Regions from separate parts of the Homo sapiens genome. Here regions 1, 2, 3 and 4 are each linked to region 5. A link is a loop called in an ENCODE intact Hi-C map of the cell type or tissue named here. Cell type or tissue: heart right ventricle. All regions are shown on one strand.

Region 1 (5,000 bases), 570 kb before region 5:
CCTCGGCCTCCCTACAACGTTTTTTCTTATGTATCACTTCTAAAATCTAATGTCTTTCATATACTAAATAACTGTATTCATTTGTATATTGCTCCCATTATCCCATGTTTCAATTAGAAAATTTTGTTTGTACTGTTTAATTTTTTCTCTAATGTATCTATTAAAACTCTCAGTAGATTTTTATCCTTTTAAATATATATTTATCCATATTTAAATGGGAGGATTAGAAGATAAGCAAACAGCAGACAAGTTTGAATATATAAATGAGGATAAAATATATTTTAGATCATATGCCTAGGAACTCTTGCCACTAGTTTCATTCTTGTTACTACATTATCCTTCTACTCATTTCACCTCATATATAGTGTGATGTCAGTACTTTTTCTTAAACGGGGCTGCACTATGGATGTTACTTGCAGGCATGTAGGTGCAAAGCAGTGCCCCAAGAGATTGGCCATATCTTGGGGTGTGTCCAGATTATTATATGCCCCATTCTTCACTGTGGTTGTATTGAGTTTTCTCACTAGTGTTGGTAGCTTAAACACTGCTGTAGGTCTCCAGATGTCTCTCCTAGATCTAGAAAGACAGAAATAGGTAGAAAATAACATCAGTTGGGTGGAGGATGGGTGGTCGTGACAGAAAAAAAAAAAAAGATTTTGCATTGGTGTATTTGTACACTGTAAGTAATTGATAACATTGGGTCCTAAGTCTAGGTAGAAGTTGTTGTAGGACCAGACTTCCAGAGTTCCTGGTTAAGATCCAAAGAATCTACTCCCCAACCCTTCTCACTTATTTTCCCTATTTGACTTTGTGATGTGGTCAATTTCCTGTCTTGGTTAGGCCTGAGACAATCAATGTGAATTGGGTATAAGTGTGTGCGTGTTGTGTGTGTGTGTTTGTGTGTGTGTGTATGAAAGAGCGAGAGAGAGAGAGGGAGAAAGGGGGGTAGATTTTTAGGAGGAATCAAGTGAGACAACCCTGGCAGATATCCAAGTAGGAAATCTGTTCCTCTCTTAATCCTAGCAAAGAACTGGTGTGATGGTAAGTGTTTAACAAATCTTTTAATGCCTGCCTACACCGATTTCAAGATATGAAATGATGTATAGCTTTGCATGAAATGATGTATATGAAATGATGGGCATGATGTAACAGAATGCCCATAGGTAGAATGTTTTGCCTCATGTCTCAAGCCTTCTGGGAGCTGCTTAGCTGGACTAAAATTATGGCTGTCACAATATCATAAATAGCATTCCCCCACCCCCACCATTATATTACCATCAAACAGTACGGAAGGCTCACAATGTACAGCATGGTTTCTCACTGTTAACACTATTGATATGTTAGGCCAAATAATTCCATATGCATTGTAGGAAGTTTTGCGGCATTCCTGGTATCTACCCACTAGATGCCAGTTGAAACTGCCATCCCCCATACAATTGTGACAGTTAAAAATGTTTCTTGACATTGCCAAATCCAGGCAAAATAGCTCTGGACTGAGAACTAGTATGTCAGTAGTTCAGTATGAGATACTCCTACAAGACCTTCAGGATTAGCCAATGATTTTCATGACTGTCTCTCATCACACGTCCTCAGTTTTAAGTGTATTGTTCAGATAACTTCATAGTGACAAGCTAGCAAACTGTCAGGAGATGGACCGTCAATGATGTGCTAAGTTCTAGTTGCACATGACACTTAACCACTATTGGTATGTTTCTTGATCTGTAAAATGGGAAATATACTAGATCTTAACATCTATAACATTTATGTGTGTGTGTGTGTGTGTGTGTGTGTGTGTGTGTGTGTGTGTGTGTGTGTGTGTGTGTCAGAGAGAAAGAGAGAGAGAGAGAAACGAGAGAAATGAAGTTCTTTAACAGTTCCCGGTCATTCGTCTTTTCTACTTGTGGATGTTTAAACATCGCCACCTAGTGGCAACCTCAAAGTACTTTTTTATTGTAGATTACTGCGGAGGTATTTGAGTATCTTGGAAATGGAAGGGAATGATAATAAATGTAACATTTACCTTAATATAAGAATTATGTAATTCAGCTCACTTGGAGATATAAAAATAGATACTTTTAATGAGCTCCCAAATTCTAATTTGCTTTTGATATTTACCGGTAAACATTCTTGTGTTCACTTAATTTTAGATAATTTTTATAGACGTTTTTATTAATTTTAATCTTAATCTGTGCAACAGTAAATTTCATAAGCTATTTAGAGGGCATTCCGTGGAGACATATAATGAATCTGAAGTCAATGAAAACAATCTTAGGATCAGACTTTGAAATACGAAGTGTTAATTACAGAAGAATGGAGAAAGTCACAATCTCTTTGGAGGACTAATGAATATTTCTCAAACTTATCTCCACTCCTGTTGACAATAAATATAGTTTTGTGTATGTCTCTTTGGAACTCTCATTGGGAGCAGAGATTATGCATTAGTTCACTTTTTGTATGTAATAATATCTGGTTATTAATTAGCAACTGAGCATTGCAAGAACAGAATCAGAGTTTTCTACACAAGGCTGTATGAATAAACCAGACTATTATTTTGTCTGTGCTGTCATATACATATCCAGTTCATGTTACTCTCATTCATATGATCCAGGAGTCCTAGAGAACAATTGAAATCAGCCTCTGTTGTGTATAATGAAGTGTGAAGTAAATTGTTAGTAGTTTAGGAGTCAGAAAAGTTTTGATTTTTAAAAACTGAGAATAATTTTCTAAGATATCATTTTTAAATATAAGTTTTTCAGGCTAAGTATTCTACTTCTATTTAATAGATAAATTTGCTTGTTTGTCCCACTACTGCAAGAAGTAAATATGTCTATATAAATGTTTAAATATATTAAAATAATTAAATTTCTGAATAGCTATGATGCCACCCTCCCCAAAACCATCATATACAAACTGCCACCTCCACCACCTGAGCTTGTCCTGTGTTTGCTCCCTCTGCACTATCAGCTCCTATTTGAATTGCTTACTGTGGTCCCATAGGTATTCTCATGTTTAAGCATGGGAGTTCTTTTTTTAACTATTAAACTTCATTTACCATATTTCCCTTGATCCCTGCTTATAATTATAAAAAGCATATTGCCTGATGACTTTTTGGTCCTTTCTTTTTGAAGCCTTTCAAGATTCTTTAGGGTTAAGGAGCCAGAAAATACTTAACTAGCCTTGTGGGAATGATGAGGTTAGAGGACGGAGCATTTCCAGAACTGAGGACGTGGCTGTTCCCCAAGCTGCCTTCAGAATGTGGGTTAGGAGAAGGGTGGAATTTGGCAGCTAGAAATCATTGCTCACTTCTCTGAGAACTTAGACTTGGCTGGGTCACAGTGCCTTTGCCTCTAATTTCTCAATGGTCTAGTCTTCCTCTGGGGGTGGGAAGTAAAATAAAGTGTGCCAGGCTTTAAAGTATTAAAGAGGACTGAAAGGTAACAATATAATATGCATGTATTGAGTGTCTAGTATGTACCAGGAACTATGCAAAGCATTAAACAATTAGACAGAAAATCTCTACAAACTCCAATCAAGGGATTCTTGAATTTTGGGGGGAAGGGAGAAGTTAAGCAGACGTATACATAGTTAACTGTAATCCAATGACAATCCACTGTAATTTCAGTGACAGACAAGTGAATTTATAATTGTTGATCAAATACCCTTGCACGGCAAAAACTCAATCAAATAAGGAAGTTCACTTTAGAATACTGTTGAACTGAAAATTTTAAAAATAATTATTCTAAGAATGCTGATTTCTGGGTATTTAACACACCACATAAAATTCTTACCCAGACCACATCCGAATGGTAGAAGTTCAGACCTATGCTGAAATCAGTAGTGACATGGCTGATGAAATTACTCTAAGTGGCTAGATTGCCATGTATTTTTAAAATAATAAACACTCCCTTGCCATTAAGAAGTCTGTGCCTTTAGCTTTCTACTAAGTGTATATTTGGCAGTGGGTTCTAATTTTAACTGGCTTGTTTTCCAGGGCCCTCGTGGACCTCAGGGAATTGATGGAGAACCAGGTGTTCCTGGTCAACCTGGTGCTCCAGGACCTCCTGGACATCCGTCCCACCCAGGACCCGATGGCTTGAGCAGGGTGAGTTGTGTGCATTGTTTGATGTCACGTACAGGTCATGTTTTAAATTATTGATATATTGTTAGGATTTTAAATTGTGTCTGTTCAGATATTGACACTTGACTGTAAGAGCAGTTAAATAAGGTCAACACTGCTATGGACAGTAGAACTAATAAACCCACAGGGAATTGTTGGAAAAATTGGAAGAAGTATTTTCTAAAGTACTGCTTCAAATTGTTTGTATTTCTCAATGTCAGCTCTAGACTCTATGTGCTTTGTTTTTTCTATTGATTCTAAAGAACCACTGCTTTCCCCCTCTTTAAATGAAATGAGAGATTTATCTGTCCTATTCTCTAGGCTCAGAATGCCAAAAAAATCTGCTCCGTATCCTCCACAAGAGAGGATGACACATCCATGATGAGGGATATGAGAAGGCCATTGAGTTGACACTAAAAATGACACCTAATTATTTCTTCAATTTTAGTTTTTTTACTTGAAGTAAAGTCAAACAAAAAGCCTTTCAATACCGACTTCTTTGAATTGTTAATGTCAGACATAGGGGATTTATAAGTACAGGCAAACCATGGAGATATTGTGGGTTCAGTTCCAAACCACCTCAATAAAGTGAAATACTGCAGTAAAGTGAGTTATGTGAATTTTTTTTTGTTTCCCAGTGCATATAAACTTATGTTTTTCCACAATATAGTCTGTTATAAAGTGTGTAATAGCATTATGTCTAAAAAACAAGGTATATTTCTTTATTAAAAATACCTTATTGTTAAAAATTGCTAATAATCATCTGACCTTTCAGCAAGCCATAATCTTTTTGCTGATAGGGTGTTTTGCTTTGATGCTGATAGTTGCTGACTAATAAGGGTGGTATTGCTGAAGCCTGGAATTGCTATGGTAATTTAAAAAA
Region 2 (5,000 bases), 760 kb before region 5:
CATTCTTTCAGAATTTTTAAATTTCTGATAGCCTTCTTAATTCATCAAGGTCTCCTTTCTTACAAGCAGAGATATTTTCCCTTGTCTTGAGATATTGTACCATTCACATATTTGTTATGTCTAACATACCTCCTTCTAAAATGTATTTGAGGTTTCCTTTCCCTGTATATAATAATGTGTGTGTGTGTGTGTGTGTGTGTGTGTGTGTGTGTGTATTAACAAAAATCCTCCAATATTTCTATCTTACTTCTCCCTTCAGTAAATCCTCCATCAGGTAAACTTGAAAAAGTTGTGTACATGTGTTATCTCTCTTTTTCATGGCAAATTCACCCCTTGATTCACTCTAATCTGGTTATTTTGCTAACAATTCTACCTCAAATAACTCTTGCTCTATTTATCTCTAAGTCACAAAACCCAATGTATAATTTACGTCTTCAACGTATTTGACTACTCAGCAGCATTCTACATTACTGGGCATTCTCCATCTCAGCAAATGCTCCTTTGGCTGCCATGACACTACACTCTTGGTTTCCTTTCAGAAAATTCCTTTTCAGACTTCTTTGTCAAATTATTCATTGCTGGATTTTAAATGTTGTACAGTCATATGTTGCTTAAGGATGGAGACATTTTCTAAGAAATACATTTTTAGGTGATTTTGTCGTTGTTCAAACATCATAGCGTGTGCTTACACAAACCTAGATGTTCTCATTGTGTGTTCTTGGCACCTTTGTTGAAAATCAATTGACTATAAGTGCATGGATTTATTTCTGGAATCTCTATTCTGTTCCTTTGGTTTATGTGGCTGTGTTTATGCCAGTACCATGCTGTTTTGATTAGTATAGCTTTGTAGTATATTTTGAAGTCAGGTAGTGTGATGCCTCCAATTTCATTCTTTTTGCTCAAGATTGCTTTGGCTTTTCGAGGTCTTTTGTGCTTCCTTATGAATTTTAGGATTTCTAGAAATGTCTTTGAAAAATGTCATTGAACTTTTGATAGGGATTGCGTTGAATCTGTAGATCACTTTGGGTAGCATGGACATTGTAATTCTTACAATCCATGAACACAAAATATTTCTGTTCAGGTCTTTCACCTCCTTGGTTAAGTTTATTTCTAAGTATTTTATTACTTTGGTAGCTAATATAAATGAGGCTGGATTGATTGAATAAAATCAATCAGAAATACTAGGTTTACAAACCTAGGTGTTCGGAAATACTACTAATATGTTTATGTTTATTTTGTATTTTGCAACTTTACTGAATTTGTTTATTCTAGCAGCTTTCTCCGTGGAGTCTAGATTTTTAAAAAATATATAAGATCATGTTTTCTGCAAACAGGAATGATTTAACTTCTCTCTTTCCAATTTGAATGGCTTTATCATTTTTTTCTTGACTAATGCTCTTGCTAGAACTTTTAGTACTATGTTGAATAGAAATGGTAAGAGTGGGCATCCTTGTCGTGTTCCTGATCTTGGAGAAAAAGCTTTCATCTTTTCACAATTGAGTATGATGTTAGAAGTGAGCCTGTCATATATGATTTTTACTGTCCTGAGGTACATTTCTTTTCTTTTCTTTTTTTCTTTTTTCTTTTTTTTTAGATAGAGTCTTGATCGGGTGCCCAGGCTGGAGTGCAGTGGCACAATCTTTGCTCACTGCAACCTCCGCCTCCCAGGTTCAGGCGATTCTCTGCCTCAGCCTCCTGAGTAGCTGGGATTACAGGTGTACGCCACCACGCCCAGCTAATTTTTGTATTTTTAGTAGAGACAGGGTTTCACCATGTTGGCCAGGCTGGTTTCGAACTCCTGACCTCAGGTGATCTGCCCACCTCAGCCTCCCAAAGTGCTGGGATTACAGGTGTGAGCCACCGTGCCCAGCCATGTCGAGGTACATTTCTTTTATACCTAATTTGTTGAAACTTTCAGCGAAATGGATATTGAATTTTGTCAAATGCTTTTTCTGCAGCAATTGAGATGAACATATGATTTTAGTCATTCATTATGTTAATGTGGCGTATCACATTTATTGATCTTCATTTTTTGAACATCCTTGGATCCCATAGATAAATTCCTGTTGGTCACGGTGAATGATCCCTTTAACATGCTGTGGAATGTGTTTGTTAGCATTTTGTTGAGGATTTTGAATTTTTACAGGGATACTGGCCTGTAATTTTCTTTTCTTTTAGTGTCTTTGTCTGGCTTTGGTATCAGGATAACGCTGGCCTCATAAATTGCATTTTGAAGTATTCTTTTTTGTCCAGTTTTTTTTAGAGAAATTGAGAAGGATAGGTATTTGTTCTTAAACGTTTGGTAAAAGCAGTGAAGCCACGAGGCTCTAGGCTTTTCTTTCATGGAAAACTTTTCATTACTGGTTTAATCTCTTTACTCATTATTCATCTGTTTGGATTTTCTGCTTCTTTATTATTCAGTCTTGGTAGGTTGTATGTGTCTAGGAATTTATTTCTTCTAGGCTATACAGTTTGTTGATGTATGATTATTCATAGTCATCACATTACTGACTGCCTGATACTGCTTGTAGTGCTTTTTAAAGCTATACAATCATAGTTAAGAAAATACATCATTCTTTACTTTCAAGGACTTAACAAGTCAAATGAGGTCAACACAAGTAGATAGAAAAAACCCCTAATACCTTTATAATGTGCAGGAGAAAGACAAAGACTAGACTTGTTTGCAATAACTTTAGTTAACATATGCATGGTTATAAACTTGTTATAACATGCTGAAATCAGGATCTAGGAAAGCAGAGAGAAGCCCAAACGTCTTTTTTTTCTGGCTTTGACTCATGTATTCAGATACTTACTGTGGGACCTCTTTTCATTCCATAAACAGCAGGTGGCATACTTTCTTTTCTGATCTTTTTTTTAGTGTAGCTGTTCTTGTCATCTGTTGAATTCTCCAGTGCTGTTGCTCTTTGTTTTTTGCTTGTATGTAATACACAACTCTGGAAGTCCTTGAATAGTTTGGGCACATAAAGGGTGAAATATAACCATAAGTTTTTGAAATGTGTGAGACATTAAGAGATAAATATTACATTTAACATTCAGATAGATAAAACCAAAGTGGATTTTCTGCTTAATTTAAAAAACTAGATGTCTAAAATAAAGTAACAAAAAGAAGTCAGGATTTTATATCTTTTCTAGGCAGACTAGTAGAATATAACATTTTTAGATTATCTTAAGGAGAGTAATTGCAATGATTTTTGCAGCTGGTTTTATATGTGTATTGCTCTAAATCTTGTAATTTAACATGGTTTGTTAGTAAGTAGTCACTGCATAATCCTTTATACTACTACTAATTTTAGTACCTCATCATATATTTCCTTGTTCCATGGGTACAAGTCTTATCTCACCATCAGGAGTAGCCTCTTAAAGGAAGTGATAGACATCTTTTGAGATGACTGGGATTATAGTGGGAGCTCATCAAATATTTGTTGAACTGAATAGAGAAGGGGCTTTTTCACTCATACATCATTCATCTTTCCCCAACCTCCCCACCTTCCAAGTCGCTGATCCTGTGTCCATTGTGCTTGTGCCACTTCCATGCCCATATCTCAGTGGTCAGTAACAAAATTGGAAAGCAAATAACATTTTTTATTCTGTCATTCATTAGGCTTTTTGTAAAAAAATTTTTGTAAAAAAATTTTATACCTTTAATGATAACTACCATTGATTATGTGCCAAGTACTTCACAGATGCTATTTTACTTCAGTCAAAAATAACTCTCAATTTGGTACTATTTTTTTTTTAATTTTTATATGGAACTCTGAGATTTTAAGCTACTATGTGACAGAACCAATATTTGTTCTGTGTTCTTAACTACTGCATTCCATGGCTTCTCAGGGATGCAACTGATACTTCTTAAATTTGGGCAGGTTGTCTCAAAAGTATAAACCATATCTTTCCCAGGAGATAGGTAATAGATACTATGATATTACTCTAAATTAACATCCACAAAGTAGATGTTCATTCTTAAGTTTTTTTTGCTTCTGACATTTTGCTTCTGATTTTTGAAAGAATAATAGGTAAAAATTTCTTCCTACAAAGGAACTTATGAATCTAAAATTATTTCCTATGTTAGAATATTTTTCTCTGCTGTTAAAAATAGACATTCTAAGATTTTAAAATCACAGACAAAACTAATTCCATATTGTATTTATGAATTGGGAAGTAAATTAAAATAATTTAAAAACTACATTTTGCTCATTTAGAAGAATTCTTTTAAGGATTTAATTCACTTTTGAAATAGTGCCATAAAGTCTCTTAAAACCATTGAAGACTGTAAGTCTCTTCTGTGCTGTGGCATGTCTTCCACTTATGCCTGTATCTCACTACTCTTAAGATAGGCCTTTTCTGTCTGTACTCAAGTCTGACCACCTCCCGTTTTTCCCTCCGAGTACCTCCCATGGAAATTCTTGAAAAATAAAGCAATACTTCAACCCACACTTTAATGAGTGGACTGGAATCCCCATCCCTTTAGCTATCTTAGTAGTGACTCATAGAATTGTCTAGCCCTTGCTTTCCTAACATTTTCCATTCACTGTAAGTTATTTCTTCATCTTCTTTTGGTGCTCAAAAGTGCTTTTCATGTGTGCCAGCTGAAAAACTAGAAAAAAATATCTATAGTTTCAAATTTGAGTGTGCTATTTGAACTTTTTAATACAGCCCTAGTGATCTGGTGTTTGGCAAAAGTACCACCTGAAAATGGACAGTTAGGATGCAACTAAAAGCCACTTGACTATAATTTCTTAAATGTGATGCCAAACTGTGCAATCTGACCTGCCTATGTCAATTTAGTACTCTCTTGTCTTCAGTCTTTTTTTTTTTTCAACCACGTATGAGCTTTTCTAGAGGTACCCTTAGGCCACCCAGAGAATCCAGGCACTTAATTTCAAAGTATAATTAGATAATAGCTGCTTGGTGGAATAAGGTAGTGTCAGAGACATTTGTCAAATGTGATATTATGATATTGATCCAAAATGTGCTTATTG
Region 3 (5,000 bases), 450 kb before region 5:
TTTCTATCTGGCCTCAAAACAGGAAGATGCCATCTGGAGTTAAATTCTCCTGTTTATTTTCTCTTGACCTTATGAAGAAGGGTTATATCTCTAAAGCTACCCTGATGACATCCAGACCACCAACAGAATAAATGTGTGACTCAGAAACCCTGCATACATTTTGCTATATACAAAAAAGTAGGGTTCTAACAACAATAGTACCAGACAGAAAAGACTTCTGCATCCAATGCAAAAATATGTTTAAGATGTCTCATTAACACACTGTTTTTCAGAAAATATAGTTACTAAATGATTCATGTTAATATACATCTAAGTTCATCAGAAGTTTTCACTGAATGAAACTGGAACGTTGTGAACATGCTATGCAACTCCAAAGAGTATTTCTGTGATTTTAATTTACTTGAGAAATGCAGTCTCTGTCATCCTCCACACAAAATACTATAGAAAAACAGTTTCAGAAAAATATATGCCATTTTACTGAAGCAGTACTTTCTTAATACTAGAATTCAAGGGAAGTTTAACTTTTAATAATTTCTGGATCTTTTCTCTTTGATGTTTACATCTTTTGGGCATTTTGACTCGTCCTCTTTCAACGTTTCATTTTGTTCATTAAGACTACATTTTAAACAGCAGTGCTTGACCTCAGTCATGGAAAAAAACAAGGGTTTTATTAGTTAATCTGAAAGGAATCCACTTCTGCTGTGTTTTCATTAGACACAGACTGAAACTCTGGTGGTTAATGTAACTCCCCCAACTGCAGTTCACAAATGATTTATGTAAGAATAGCTATCTCATTTTTTCCGTTGTCATCTTGACATGAAACAGGCAAAGTTTCCCCTTTGAAAAGTCTGGAGAGTTTTTTTTTACACTATATGATCTTTTTTTTTTTTTTTTTTTTGAGTGTGGAAACAATGGGATTGAGCTTTTATCTTAGGGAAAACTTTTACAAGAAACAGTTCACTGAGAGGGTTCCAGAAAGTTATTGTAGACCTGGAAACTTTACAACTGTTCCTCATGTCCAGCAAAAGCAATAACATCTTTCATCTTTAAAGCTTTAATTCTTTAAGCAATCTACTTTAATCACTTCAAGGCGGTGATATCATTAGATGTTACAAAATTAAAGAGCTGGGCTACATAATTTTTGGAACTCTGCACCAAAGAAGCCATTCACAATGGAAACTGTGGAGTTTCGGTAGATGGCACTCTTTTCTCTGAGTGACAACTCAAGGTCCAGCATGTGACCGTAGATGTAGAACAGGGGCTTTCCTGAGGAGCTGTCCTTTAGCCTCAACTATAATCCTGGTAAACTCACAGCCAATCATTCTTGATTTTTAAAAAGAAGCCTGTAGATAAGACATCAATCCAGGAATCTGAAGTAGTTAAGAGGCATTTAATCACAGTCTTTCCTTCTTTCCCAGAATTGTTCCAGTGGATTTGCTTTCTTTTCTTGTAATGCTGAAATGTTTAATTCCAGAATTTAATAAAAATACCTTTTTATATGTAGGCCTTTAGATCACTTAAAGAGTATTCAACATCAGATGATCTAAAGGCCTATACATAAATAGGTAGTTTTGAAAATCCAAATTTTTCAAGGCTCTGTTATTACCTGAGCATTTTTCTTTCCCTAGAAAAAAAGCTCAGGTAAGTAAATACAAGGTATCATGGATGAAAAACACAAAGTGTTATAATACTTTATTTACTCACACAGAACTGGTGATAATTTCTTTTAAAATGATAAGATCCTGAGCTTCTGGGGTTTAAAAAAATTAACGTACTACTCTCTATAAAATTGAATATTAAACAGAAAAATACCTATTCTTTTTTCACCTTTAGAAATGCATTATTAGTTCATGTACTTTCTAGGACGATATATAATTTTTTTAGTATCTCCTTTCAATGACAAATAGTTACAAAATTAAGAAAATTCAAATATCTGATTTTAATGTGTATTCTATAATTATCTAAGACTGAACAGAATATTGGTCCTAGCCTTGACTCCGTCATTTTCTAGTTTTGTAATCTCAAATAAAGCACTGATCCATGTTAGGTGACTGACACTGAGATATGTGAGCAACTATGCATTCTCTCCCTTTAAAAGTGCAATTGTTCCTAAATGTATGTAACCTTTTCCTGTTAGTTCAGTGTGTTTAATTGTAGGGACAAACACAAACCAGAAAACTTGAATGTTACCTGAGCAAGTTACAAATTCCCTCTTAAAGCATAATGAAAAAAATATACTCTCATGACGTCTAATAAGAAACTGATTCTCTGAGTCCATTTACAGTTTTAAAATTCTAAAACAACTAGAGGCCTACAGTTTATTTTACTGGAATTATCACTGTAGCAAAATATAGAAACTCAAACATTAGTACACATTTAATTAAAATAAAGTTTCTGTTTCTGCCCTAATGGAGCAGTATTACTTAGTAACAGCTGTCTATAATCTATCTAACAATTAAGCAGTGAATAAAATACTTATGTCAAATAAGGACTACATCAGAGACATGAAAAATGTATTTAAACAATAGTCATATGTAGAATTTTTAAGTGGCCGTAACATTTAAGCTAATTTCCAAAAAGACTCTGAATATTGTTACCATTGTGTTTTCGTGTCAGTATATGTGTTTGCAATATTTATCCGTAACATACTAATTTCCTTAGGAGAGCAGTGTTAACATTTAAAATTCACGCATATGAATTTTTTAAAGCTCATTATAAACTACCAAAGCCAGCTACATAACATTAATATTGGCATTCGTTATGTAAATGGTAACCTGGCTTGTCAGCCACTAGGTGACGCATCTTTGTACTTAAAACTTGGCATGTTTATAATCTACAGGAAATATAAAACAGACTATGTTTCTCCATTGGTGGATTAAAACACATGAATTAAATACAATGTTCACAAATTTGTAAGACGACCAAAATTCTTTTTGAGGACTTGTTTGTATCCAGAAAATGCCTGTGAGTGAACTAGAAGTGAGTGTTCATTAGAGCTGTGCCGTCTCTGAAGTTATGAGGGCATATATAAGAAACCCCACCCCAGAACTTTATGACAGCTCTCAGTGTGCTGTATATTCAGATACCTCCTGTAACTTTTCCAAAGCTTATCTAATAGCAGAATTTCCTTGTAAAACCCACAGGGAACATAAGATGTACTGTCTTAAGTCACTTCAACTTTACTTTTACTCATGACAAAAAAAATAGGCTGAACAGTTCTCTTTCAACTCTTTTTGAGCTTAAGAACACACAAACACATATCAGCAAAATTTTATACTTATTGATTATTTTTTGCATCTAAAGAGAAAGAGGGAAATAAACAGAACTTAATGTGATGTCAAGGTACTGTAAGTGGCAAACACCCCCCCACTAAAGTTGGATTGGGAAGAAAAATAGCCACAGTGCTTATAAAAAGCTTGCAACCACGAGGCAACTACAAATATGTTGCAATTTTTTGAGCTAAAACCCCTAAGTTTGTAGTCTTTTCAATAAATGGTTGGTGGGGGATAGTAGTCATTTGGTATCCTAAAAAAGGACTGTGAGTTGTAGCATCTCCTGGGAAGAGCAGGATAGGGAGGAAAAGGGGAGAGGAATGAGAAAGGAAGAAGGATTGAGAGTTCAGGGGAAAGAAAGGGTGAGGAGGCAAGGAGAGAGAGAACTAAAAAAAAGAAATGGAGGCATAAGGAGGCCACATGGGGAGTAGGGAGGGAGTAACAGGCAGGGAAGACAGAGGAGGAGAGAGGAGTAGATATGGGCTTGCCTAGGAAGGGGTGGGGTGATGAGTGAAGAGAAGTCTAAAGGAGCCAAAAGGGGTGGAGAGAGATAAGGAGGAGGGCAAAGCGAAGGAGAGGAGGGGTAAGGAGGAGAGGAAATTAAGGGAACAAGGAAAATGGGTGTTTCTTTTCTTTTGTGTCCATGGGCTGAATATAACTGAAGACATTTCATTGTATATCTACCCCTCCCCTCATACACACATTTACATGTATTAGCTATGAGGACAACAAATACATTTGATATTACAAACAAAAACCAAATTTTCATGCAGTGTCCTTTGCAAAATCTATATGTTTAAATGTAACCATGTTTAGTTATGTGCAATAAAAATTGTCTAATAATTTCTCCTAGCTATCTTTACATTTAGCACTTAAATATTTATTTCTATGGAAGTTTGTATTCCAATTTGTTCAGCATTTTCATGACTATGGTAAATAAAAGAATATTTTCACATAAATAATGAGACAAATGTGTTTTTAGGGGAAATTAGAATATGAAAAACATTACATGCAATTATTAGAAAATATAGCAAAACAGCTTTCTGAAGTCAAACAGTACTAGTATCTTTACCTTGTTTGCAGCAAAGTCAAACCTCCTGTTGAAACATTTTAAAAAATATTTTCTTCATTAATGCGAATGTGGTTAAAACGTAGAATATGTGGAAAATATTAGTCCCTTAATATCAAGCTACTAGAAAAGATGAATTAATCAATCATTCTTGAAACAAAATAAAAACAGGAATAATAAAATATTTTAGCAGTTTGATCCCTTTGAAGAATGTTTATAGGTATCTTGTAGCCATTTTACAGAAATATATTCAATGATTCTGATAATGCGTAGAATCTTCCTTTAGACTGTTCTTAATCCATGATATTTGAAAGGCATTCTTATTCAGAAAACAATGCTCAATATTCTAACCTTACAAAGAATCCAGCAGACAAAGAGGAACATAAAATTATTGCAAGAGACCAATAACTTCCAGACTGCCTGGGGAAGTATTCCAAGATGTTAACAATCCAGGAGGGAAAAATTTTAAAGCCATTTTTAAAAGTTTCCAGTGCCTTTAACATGAAAACAAGTTAGTACAAGAACATCTTATCTTAACCACAGAACTCTTAAAAACACACATAACGCGATTATTTTTCAAGTAATGTAAAAAGCACAGCCATGGTCAGTTCAACGTTTCACAATCTGGAGCTTATAGAGGAAATTATCTTGAATCAGGC
Region 4 (5,000 bases), 460 kb before region 5:
GGCTGCCATGCTTCAGGAGAAGCAAGGTGTGCTCTGAAGTATTAGCAAGAGCAGTTTCATAGGCAGAAATAATCCTGTTCAATAGGAATACTAACAGTTCTTCAACTTCTTTTTGTCTAAACTTTTAGAGGCTTTGACATTGGTATTAGTAGGAGAATAAAGTATGGATACAGTACTAACTAAATTATTTAGGTTAATTTTTTTTGTTAAGTTCATAGTTCACTTCTTAAACATAATGTGTATGCTATATATCTGCTGAGAAATTAGCAAATTTTCCAAGGATATAGTAGCAATGACATTAGCATTATGAGGAAAAATGAATACTTATAAAGTACTTAGAATAGTGCCTAATACATAGAAGCACTAAATAAGGATTTATTAAATACACTGAATCAGAGAACAGATACAAAGAACTCATAATAGTGAGACGTAATATCGAGTAAAGAAAGAAGATGAACTAGATAGTTTTATGAGGGAATTTTTTAAGTACCGTAATTGTTATACCTGAGGACCAGTAGGGCATGATTCACAGATTCCAGGGGGGCCAGGAGAACCAGGGGACCCTGGTTGTCCTGGAATACCAGGGTCACCATTTCTCCCAGGAATACCAGGAGGGCCCTAAAAAAGAGATAAAAATAAATTAAATAGTGAAAAATCCTGGTGATTCACAATCATTATCAGATTGTTGTTTCTCTACTTTATAATATTAGGAAACAATATAAGTAATATATTTTCTTTATAACACATACTTTTTAATCAAAATCTTGTGAATAATTTAAGTATAATGTATTCCTTTGTATATTGACCTACACATTTTCTTTAAACTGATCATGGGGGTGAAGACATAATATGAAGTTTGGGAAATTGAAATCTTTACACGTACAATTATGGATTCTCAGTCTGTTGTTTGGTGCCATTATTCAAATATGTGGTAATGAAGAGAATGTATGATGAAAGCTCAAATCTAGAAAAAGCAAACTCTTACTAGAATTATCATTAGTATTAATTTTATTCTACTGAAGAATGTTTACTTACTGGATCTCCCTTGGGGCCTTGAGGTCCTTGACCATTAGGAGGGCGAGTAGGCTAATAAATGGAAAAGAAACAAGTTAAACAAGACACAGAATTTGCATATTATTTAGTAACCCAGATTCTAACCAATCCTTATCTTTAAATTGAAACGGTCACTTTTTACTCGTAATACAAACATGGCTATTTGATGAACATGACTTTCATTCCCTTTTAGGCTCCTATGATATAGGAGCTATTCATGTGTCTAAATATGAATATTGAAGATGTACAGTTTATCTTTAAACTCACAGCAGTTGGAGGCTGTGGGCAAACTGCACAACATTCTCCAAATGGAATTTCTGGGTTGGGGCAGTCTAATTCTTGATCGTCACATATTATGTCATCGCAGAGAACGGATCCTGAGTCACAGACACATATTTGGCATGGTTCTGGCTTCCAGACATCTCTATCCGCATAGGACTGACCAAGATGGGAACATCCTCCTTCAACAGCTGAAAAACAAGTTAGATGACGTGAAGTTTCCTTAGGTTTTGCTGAAAGGTGATTTTTGTTACTCTGTTAGGACTATTAACAATAGCCAAAGTTGAAAAGGTTTGAAACAAATAATTTCTTCCTTTCATTAGAAAATTATACTTGCCCTATGTAATTTGCTAAGTAGCAAGAAATTAATTAAAATATCATATCTGCTTGTTAACATAAAATTGGCACACCATAGTCAATTTTCCTTAAGACCAGCAGATATTTTAATTTCATTTATAGTAAGAATTAACATCAATGTATATCACACAAGCATTTAAACATTTATTTATTAAAGGAACATTGAAAATAAGCTCTTCTACCCAATTGCTATTCTTTGCCTTAACAGCAGATGGGAGCATTAAACTAAAGAGATGATTTTGTCACTAACTCTGAAGACTTTCTGGATTTTATCAACCTAGTTGAGAAATTCAGGGGAAAACTGAGCTAATCTTGGCAGCATAAAACTCTACCAGATTTTCCTGGGAAAGTTTTAACAGAACTTATTATGTGTATTGAATGTCACTGTTAGCTCTATTTGGCATTAGTAGCTCAACATGATATGACATAATATATTGTATATCCCATATGGATGTAAAGACATTTCCAAATCACCAAAAAGAAAAGAAAAAGATGTTTTTAAAATAAACATTGGCAAGGAATAAGTAAAAATAATAGGGAAAATATGAATCATAACCATCTGTATTTGTGGCTTAAAATGGTAAAAAAAATTGCTTCAACCAAAATTTTAGACTTGCTTCATAATTATATACAAGGTACTGAAATTTCAGCAGCTATTAACTATGAATCAGCTTAGGAATTGCCAAAACAAAACCTGGTCTCAATTCTTAAGGCATTAGCTGTGTATTGTGGTTAAATACAACTTTAGTTCTTGACAATTAGTATGATAGTTTGCCAGTAATTGAGTAAATAAATAATAAGTTTCTAAGCATCTGCAAAAATTTTTGCAAACAACAAATGATGTACTGTTCAGTAATTTATATTTTTGTGAGATGGTGAAATTTTTATTTTCTCAAAGCCAAGATATTTAAAATGTCTATTGAAAGAGGCCTGCTACCGAGTAGGCAAGTAGTTCAAAATTAGTTTTTGCCGCCTAGTGGTCAAGAGGCCTTTTAGTGGTCCTAAGATTTTTCCATCTGGGCACTACATGCAGCCACAAAAGATCACCTTTTCGAGGTCCCGTTGCTATATCATCTCTCTGTCTAGGGTAATAATAATTTAGGTTTGTGTTTAAATGAGTTGAAATGTTTAGCTGATTTAGTAAATGTTCACCAAAAAGAATTTCAAAACCTAGACTCTAGAAAGTACTGCAATTGCTTCCCCACCTCATTTCCATTTATGTGTTCTGATACAAATTTAATGATATTGTACAAGACACTTGATCTACTCAAGAAGTTTTAAAAATCCATTCTTTTTTATGTTACAATTTCTCAATGTAGTTTACAGCTAACGAAGGAAAGCTTCATTTTTTAATTGCAATTTTAAGTAGGCAAATAATTTGTTTATTTAGAAAATTTATTCTAATTCCTCCCCTATGTCTGAAACACATATATGAGAACATGGGATATATTTTCTATATACATTTCCTAAGCTTTTAAAACAGCATTTCTTAATTCTTAGTGAATATAAAAGCTGAATACCAAAATGCTTATCTCAGTGGAAATGAAGTAGGCCTATTTGAATGGTGTTACGGAAAATATATTTAATAGAAGAGCAAACAGTCATTTACACATTGGTGTGAAGAGTAATAACAGGTGAGTCTATGCATTAAACTCATTTTGTTCTCTAGACAGAACTGGCGTTTCATATTTAAGTACTAAGTTCACCAGTCTGCAGAAAAGGTCCGAAAATTTGGGTTTGGAAGATTGTGCAGTAAAATTACATGGAACACTGTAATTACATTGGTTCCTTTTCTCAAAATGAACCACTTAAAAATTTTCTCCAAATCAACTTTATATGAAATATTCCTACAGATTAGTTTCAGCCCAAGATTTTCCCATTAATAATGTGTATTTTAAGCCCTCCAGATCCATCCTCAAAAGCATTGTTAGATTGTACAGATGATTCTTTTAGCTCATTGCCTCTGGATCAGGCATATCTTTTCACACTTAATACAGCACGTGGATTATGAAAAACAGCCATTGAATACTAAAGGCATATTAAAGACAAATGAAGATAATAGTTAAAGCTAGGCTCAAACATTTCCTATTTTAAGTATCTTCTATATGTTCTTGATCTGCCTAGAAATTAACATAAATACTTTTCCCTCCTGTGTATTCATCCTCCTATGTTTATGTCTCATTAAGGGTGTCCTCACATCATTAGAAATACAGTACTTTCCATTTGTTCTGCTAATTATTAAATAAATGAGCACAATATTGACTTATTAAAATTGTAAATGAGTTTGTTAAAATTGGGTCAAATGCAATGTTATAAGTATTAACGTTGTTATTTAGCTTATTGTTTCTAAATTTTATTAGAAACATATTATAGTACTTTTTAAAACACGGAGGCCTCAATATAAAGATTATTTTAGTGCAATTTTAAAAATTATCATATTCTTAAAATATTTTTCTCTTCTCACCTGCACATGACAGTCAACATGGTGCATGTATGTTTTGTTTTACTTTAGAAAGTCATATTGTTTTAAGTAAAAAAAAGAGAGTTGGAATGTTTAAAAAATAAGAATTAATGCAACTTTATTTATTGCCATAACTTATTTCACATCCACTTGAAATAAATTTGGCTCTCCTGAGAAGTCAGTTCCTGTAAAAACTTGTGGCTGAAAATTAGCCCTTTCTCTGTTTTTCTACCTTAGTTACCTTTGCTGAAAAAAATAGTTTTGTATAGCTTCCTTTATTATTCCATGCATGACAAAATATAGTTAGCAATATATTCTACTGAAAGTTAAAGCTCTTAGATTGATGTTTCATGGACCTTCATTTAATACCTAGTAATATGTGCGAAAATCATGGCAAAGTCAAGGAAAAGAATGTTTTGTTTCTAGAGGAATAAAAATGCTCTAGTTAGCCATTTGCAACATTTAGAAATAGAATAGAAAATGGGATTTAGAAGTAAGTCATCTCATATTATTCTCTTCATTTCTTAGATATCTGCATTCAGAGTAGCTTCGGTTAAAAAAATAAGTTAATTTTTTCCAAAAATATTAAATAAAAGGCAAATAATTTCATTCTACTATTGAAAAGTAATGGACTTTCCAATTATTTCCATTATTTTAGTTGTTTAAACTAAATCTCTCTGTTCCAATTTATAATTAATTTTAAATTCCATCTCCCATGTCATTTGGTGTTTCTGTTCCTTACTACGAAGTACAATTCTGAAAGAAATTTACTTGTGATCACACAAGCAATGTATTAAACTCAATCATCTCCTTGCTGGGATCTATAATATAAAACATATTGAAGCTAACA
Region 5 (5,000 bases):
CCATTTTGGGTGGTATAATTTTTCAGCTTGCTGTCTGTCTTGCTCTACGAACTTAGGTTGCTATTTTTTGTATCCAGCAGTCTTACTGCTGCACGATACAACTAATTCGTGCCAGATAATTTTCTTTTTTGCCTTTAATAAATTTATTTTGCTTGAGTGTAGATCTTTAAAAATTATCCCAGCTCTCTCCCAAATAATATGAATTAATTTTGTTTATTTTCCCTTCATAATCTCCTTATATCAGCATAATTAAGCAATTTGAAGGTTTTCATATAGGAAGGCTTACAAAATAAGTCAGCTGCTCTCCCCCTATGTGAATGCGTCTGGATAAAGCAACTCTCATTATCAGCTGCAGAAGCATTCTCAGCTGGTTTCCTAGGTGCTGCTGTTTTCCAGGAACAGACTGAGCATGACTTCTGAAGCCCCTTCCACATCCAGACTCAAGCATTCCTGTGACCTCTGACAAGAACTGTGCAACCTTTTAAATTTTTTCCCCCTGAAACATCTACAACAAAACAACCACTATTATTAAACTTATCTATTGAGAAGGGAAGAAAGAATGGAAGAATTAAAGAAAGGAAGGAAGTAGGGGCTGAGGTAGAAAAACAAAGTGGAGAGGTAAGAAGGGAGTGGGGAGGAAGAAAGGAAGAGAGGGAAGAAGGACAGAATGAGATAAAGAAAAATAAAAATAAGCACAACATCTCTAATCTAGGTTTTCTGAAACTTTTCTCTCTTCTTCATAACAGGATGAATTAATTGTGCTCAAAACAGCTTCAGGTTCATGCAATCTAAGCTTCTTATTTCAAAGATAAGAACAGTAAGTCCCAGATAAGCTATGTACCATGGTCATAAAGTGGGTTTTTAGGAATTAGGCCTAGTAATTAGTTTTGCAGATATTCACCAAATAATTTTTTCTTTTATACAATATATTTTCTGCATTTAGAAAAGAAAATTCCCAGTTCTACCTTCATGCATATCAAGGTTTACACTGGTTATTGGCCTTGATTTTTGAACATATGTTACACAACTCTCATGCCTAAGGTTATATTCATTCAATCTATATTTTATTCAGTTTAATATTCTCCTTCCTGCCTTTCTTTTTTTTCCTAAAACTTAAGCTAACTGTATTCTATAGTTTGCATGCTCCCCTCTAAGTCCCTTTTCCTACTTACAGACCTCTTGCCTTCCTAATATTTCTAATTAATCTTAGGAAGATATGTTGATCAATCTACATAACATTATATTCTATTTTCTCCCTATTTACTACTTTAATGTTAATGCTTGAAGAGTCTTTTTTTGTAAATTTCTTTCAATTTTTGCTTCAGTGGATTTATTTCTTGGTAGATCTAGATGGATACAGTGATCTGCCATTAAACCCTGAATATAATAATCCAATAAAAAGTATTCAAAGGAAGTGATGCATAAGCATTTTGGAGAATGACTGGATGCAACAAACAAATATAACCAAGCCTTTGTCATCATAAAATGATGGGGAAGGATGGAGTAGTACTTGAAATAAAGTATTTGGTTAAATATATACTACTGATAAATAGAACTGTTAAAGAAAATTTAAAGGGAGCACAACTGAGTTTCAATCTTATTATATAATTTCTATCCATTTCTCAGAGGACTTTTTAAAAAGTGAAATTAAGTAAACTACTAATGGAATATAGAGTGTTAGGCAATAAAATTAATTTACTACTTCGGGCCTATTATTTGAAGCTATTCTTCTCTGGGGTTCTCATGTTTATATTTTTAATTTAAAGTATTTCTAATAATCCTGCGGGAAATGAGCGATGTTTATATATAATTAAATTAAGCTCTAAATGTTTTATTAATTAGGTAACTGATTGTGAAGACAAAATAGTGTTATACAACACAGAAAGAGTGAGTTCAAATGGAAAATCTACTAGGCTGAGACTTCACAAGACTTGACAGCAATTCCCAACGGCTACATTTTCTTGCAGTAATTTCGTGTAACTTTAATTTAGTTGTACTGCAGTGAGGGGATCTTCAGTCTAAAACTGGGTTCCAGGAATGCTGCCCACTGGGTATCTCCCAGGGAAATTGATAAGCTTTTAATCTATATATCAATACTTACTTACATGTAAACATCACAAATTGTGTATGAAATACATTCAGCCCCCAACATCTGTACTAGTTGTATTAATAAAATATATATAAATCACTATTAAAAATAAAATTCGTTCCAATAACAATGCTATTCAATACATAGAAGTTGAAAGGGTTTAAAATTACTACATTTTAGAAAATTTGTTTTATTTGTTGTTGTTTTTGTTTTTTTGTTTTTTGAGATGAAGTTTCCCTCTTGTTGCCCAGGCTGGAGTGCAATGGCGCGATCGCGGCTCACTGCAACCCCTGCTTCCCAGGTTCAAGTGATTCTCCTGCCTCAGCCTCCCAAGTAGCTGGGATTACAGGTGTGTGCCACCAAGCCCAGCTAAAACATGATTAAGAAATAGAAACTGCTGAACATGATTAGGAAATAAAGAACATGTTTTGATAAATATAGTATCTGAACCTTAAAAGGTTAATACTTATAAAAATAATTATATTTATAAAGGAAAAATTTATAAACTGTAAATTCTCTAAAAAATGATAGAAAGAGTGTAAAAAAGTCAGTTTTAAATTTTTTTGAAAACTAAGCAGGCATCATTAAACACAGAAGCATGAAAAATTCATTGTTGAGAATTCTTTAATTTTTCCATCAGCTTTTATTCTTAAATTTTAAATTCTTTTTTAATATCAGAAGCCATTACATTAATATTGCTGAAAAAGGAGTAAATATAAATAAAATGTTACCTTACATGGCAAATAAATTCACATACTGAATTATATAGATTTTTTTAAAAGTAGTCAGAATTCATATGTTAAAGAAAAATAAGCAGGAAATTAAAATGGAGATGTGTAAGTATGATCAAAGAGCAAGGTTCTTTTTTCTCTTTTTTTTTAGTAGAGCCACACCACCACCTACTGGCCATTGCGAGCCAGTAGCGCCAGGCTTGACATTTAAAAAATATTCTTAGTATACTTTGAATTGTAGCTTCTGACCCTTGACACACAAAAAAAGCAAAAAAAAAATATATATATATAAAAATAGATAAAAAGCATTGTTTTATTCATTATCATTAGTGTATGAATCATTACCCTTAGATATACTTTCCTGATATACAAAATGTTTGCAATCAGCACAGTAAAATTGCTTATTAAATACACTCCCTTTTGGAAGACATTTGAGAAAAAACAGCTACTATAAAATAAGTGTGCATTTTTAAACTATACTACCTAATTTTTTACCTTATTGTAGGTCACATTCTTTTATTAACAGAGTACATTTCTAAACATGAAACTCCATAGAAATACATACAAAATCCTGCAAAATATATGTAAACTCGTCATTGTTTAGAAAGCATTTGATTTCAAATATATCTTTACATTTGATCTATTCATTATTCAATTGAATTTTTTTTGGTTTTTGATTTGGGTTGACTGAATAAACAACCTCCTAGGCATAAAGAAATACTATGTGTAAATAACATTGTTCTTTCATAAAACATTCTGATTGTAGTGAAGTTGGATTCATGCCCAGAATCCTCAACATTTTAAAAGCATTTAAATAGAATCCTATTCTAATGTGTCCATAAACTGTGAGCCCTTTTAAATCCTCTTTTGGAATGATTAAAACTAGTGGCCAATAAAAGGCAAATCTGAATTATTACCTAATGAATGGTGGAAATAAATAGTTGGCTAATCCACTTTTTTCCCAAATGGGAGTGATATTATCTTCGGAGATTTTAGCATATTTACTTAAAACGATTAGTAAAATATTCTCATATAAAATAAGATGGATAAAATATTATTGACCTTTATTTCTTTACCCAGAATAGAAGTCATGCCAATTCAATTATTTCTCAATTTAAACACAGAGTGGATTCCACCAGATATGATATTCTCAAAGCAAAGTAATACCATTTAATGTCTCTGACTTTGCCTGGCACACTCAGAGGTCTAACCCTCCTTTAGAATAACCGGATGGTCCCTAAACCAAATAAAGTTAGAGAAGGGTTGTTTCTCCAAAAATACGAGAGCAACTATAGAGAATAACATTTAACTGTGTAAAAAAAAAAAGTAGTGATAATGTGTATTTTCTTATATGATAAAGCTGAGAATTCTGTTGAAGGAGTTTTGTAAATTTCAAAAGCTCAGTGACAACAATGTCCTTCGAGATGCGGAACAATTAGAAAAACATGGTGTGTAGCATCTTATGTAAGATTTTCTCAGGAAACTTGTTGACTAGGATATGTGGGGTTGCTTATTAAATGTCCTTCTCTCCTCTCTTAGTCTCACCAGTTTCCCCATGGCTACTTACGGACATTGCCAGATCCTGTTGGACCTGTAGATTAGGAAATCTTTAACATACAGTGTCACTGCAAAATTCTGGCTGGAATCAACTCTGACTCCACATTTTTAACTGGTGGATATTATATCTTAGCTTTTAAAGACAGTTGTTATGCCATTACTAGCTTTTGATTTGGGACATAGGTTCACATTATCCAAGCAAAGTAAAGGCAAGCTACAAAACAAATATTCAAGACACACTGCCATAAAATATTATTTTTAATATGACACATTATACCTTAGAAAAATGTGAACAGTATGCCATATTTTAAACACAATTTTGTGTACATGTTTGTTATTAAAAATGTTTCCTTGATATGATTACATTTGTTCAATAGTTCATTTTTAATAGGGTGAAGCTATACCTGCAGCAAAGCTGTTCATGCTTTGATCTCCATCAATCTGCTGAAAACATGACAGAGTCAATACACTTGTAATTTATTTGAAGGCCTTTCCCTACCTTTAGTTTCCTTACAGCATCTCTCACAACTTCTGTTCCTTTTGGCTGTTCCACTTCTGTACTGCCAAGAAACTGAAAATGGTCATTTGTGAGACACAGGCTTTTACCATATCATATATCATTG

Evidence for each region. Peaks named below come from ENCODE experiments on the same cell type or tissue, not always from the same donor. Only the 100,000 strongest peaks of a DNase experiment are listed, where the experiment ranks them.
Region 1: it touches region 5 in a loop (4-fold over the local background); 19 of 110 quality-filtered maps call a loop at or near these places.
Region 2: it touches region 5 in a loop (6-fold over the local background); 20 of 110 quality-filtered maps call a loop at or near these places.
Region 3: a loop joins it to region 5, with 7 times the contacts of the local background. A loop is called at or near these places in 76 of 110 quality-filtered maps.
Region 4: a loop joins it to region 5, with 9 times the contacts of the local background. A loop is called at or near these places in 77 of 110 quality-filtered maps.

Annotation. Positions count from the first base shown.
Region 1 is chr2:189,091,412-189,096,411 of GRCh38, reverse strand. It overlaps COL5A2 (collagen type V alpha 2 chain), which reads left to right. Exons shown (of 54, transcript NM_000393.5): 7 at 3,992-4,102. Among named protein-coding and RNA genes, the nearest start is that of MIR3129, 39 kb to the left of the region's middle. In heart right ventricle, a CTCF peak has its summit at 1,959 (motif pointing left); a DNase peak (open chromatin) is centred at 3,251; H3K27ac peaks cover 1,556 bases.
Region 2 is chr2:189,285,932-189,290,931 of GRCh38, reverse strand. It overlaps a transcript of COL5A2 not described here. Among named protein-coding and RNA genes, the nearest start is that of COL5A2, 110 kb to the right of the region's middle. In heart right ventricle, a CTCF peak has its summit at 2,840 (motif pointing right); no DNase peak of the experiment used is centred here; H3K27ac peaks cover 1,440 bases.
Region 3 is chr2:188,974,655-188,979,654 of GRCh38, reverse strand. All of the region lies in intron 1 of COL3A1 (collagen type III alpha 1 chain), which reads right to left. It overlaps MIR1245A (microRNA 1245a), which reads right to left and starts at 1,563; the gene lies at 1,494-1,563. MIR1245B (microRNA 1245b) reads left to right here and starts at 1,494; the gene lies at 1,494-1,562. All of the region lies in intron 1 of LOC105373791 (a long non-coding RNA gene), which reads left to right. In heart right ventricle, CTCF peaks have their summits at 1,185 and 2,774 (motif pointing right); a DNase peak (open chromatin) is centred at 3,814; H3K4me3 peaks cover 5,000 bases; H3K27ac peaks cover 5,000 bases.
Region 4 is chr2:188,981,283-188,986,282 of GRCh38, reverse strand. COL3A1 (collagen type III alpha 1 chain) reads right to left here. Exons shown (of 51, transcript NM_000090.4): 2 at 1,321-1,523; 3 at 1,036-1,086; 4 at 505-618. It overlaps LOC105373791 (a long non-coding RNA gene), which reads left to right and starts at 1,464. Exons shown (of 3, transcript XR_007087614.1): 1 at 1,464-1,572. In heart right ventricle, CTCF peaks have their summits at 1,891 and 2,672 (motif pointing left); no DNase peak of the experiment used is centred here; H3K4me3 peaks cover 1,835 bases; H3K27ac peaks cover 3,832 bases.
Region 5 is chr2:188,522,704-188,527,703 of GRCh38, reverse strand. It overlaps GULP1 (GULP PTB domain containing engulfment adaptor 1), which reads right to left. Exons shown (of 12, transcript NM_016315.4): 5 at 4,877-4,948. Among named protein-coding and RNA genes, the nearest start is that of MIR561, 230 kb to the right of the region's middle. In heart right ventricle, CTCF peaks have their summits at 2,800 and 3,006 (motif pointing left); no DNase peak of the experiment used is centred here; H3K4me3 peaks cover 341 bases; H3K27ac peaks cover 1,764 bases.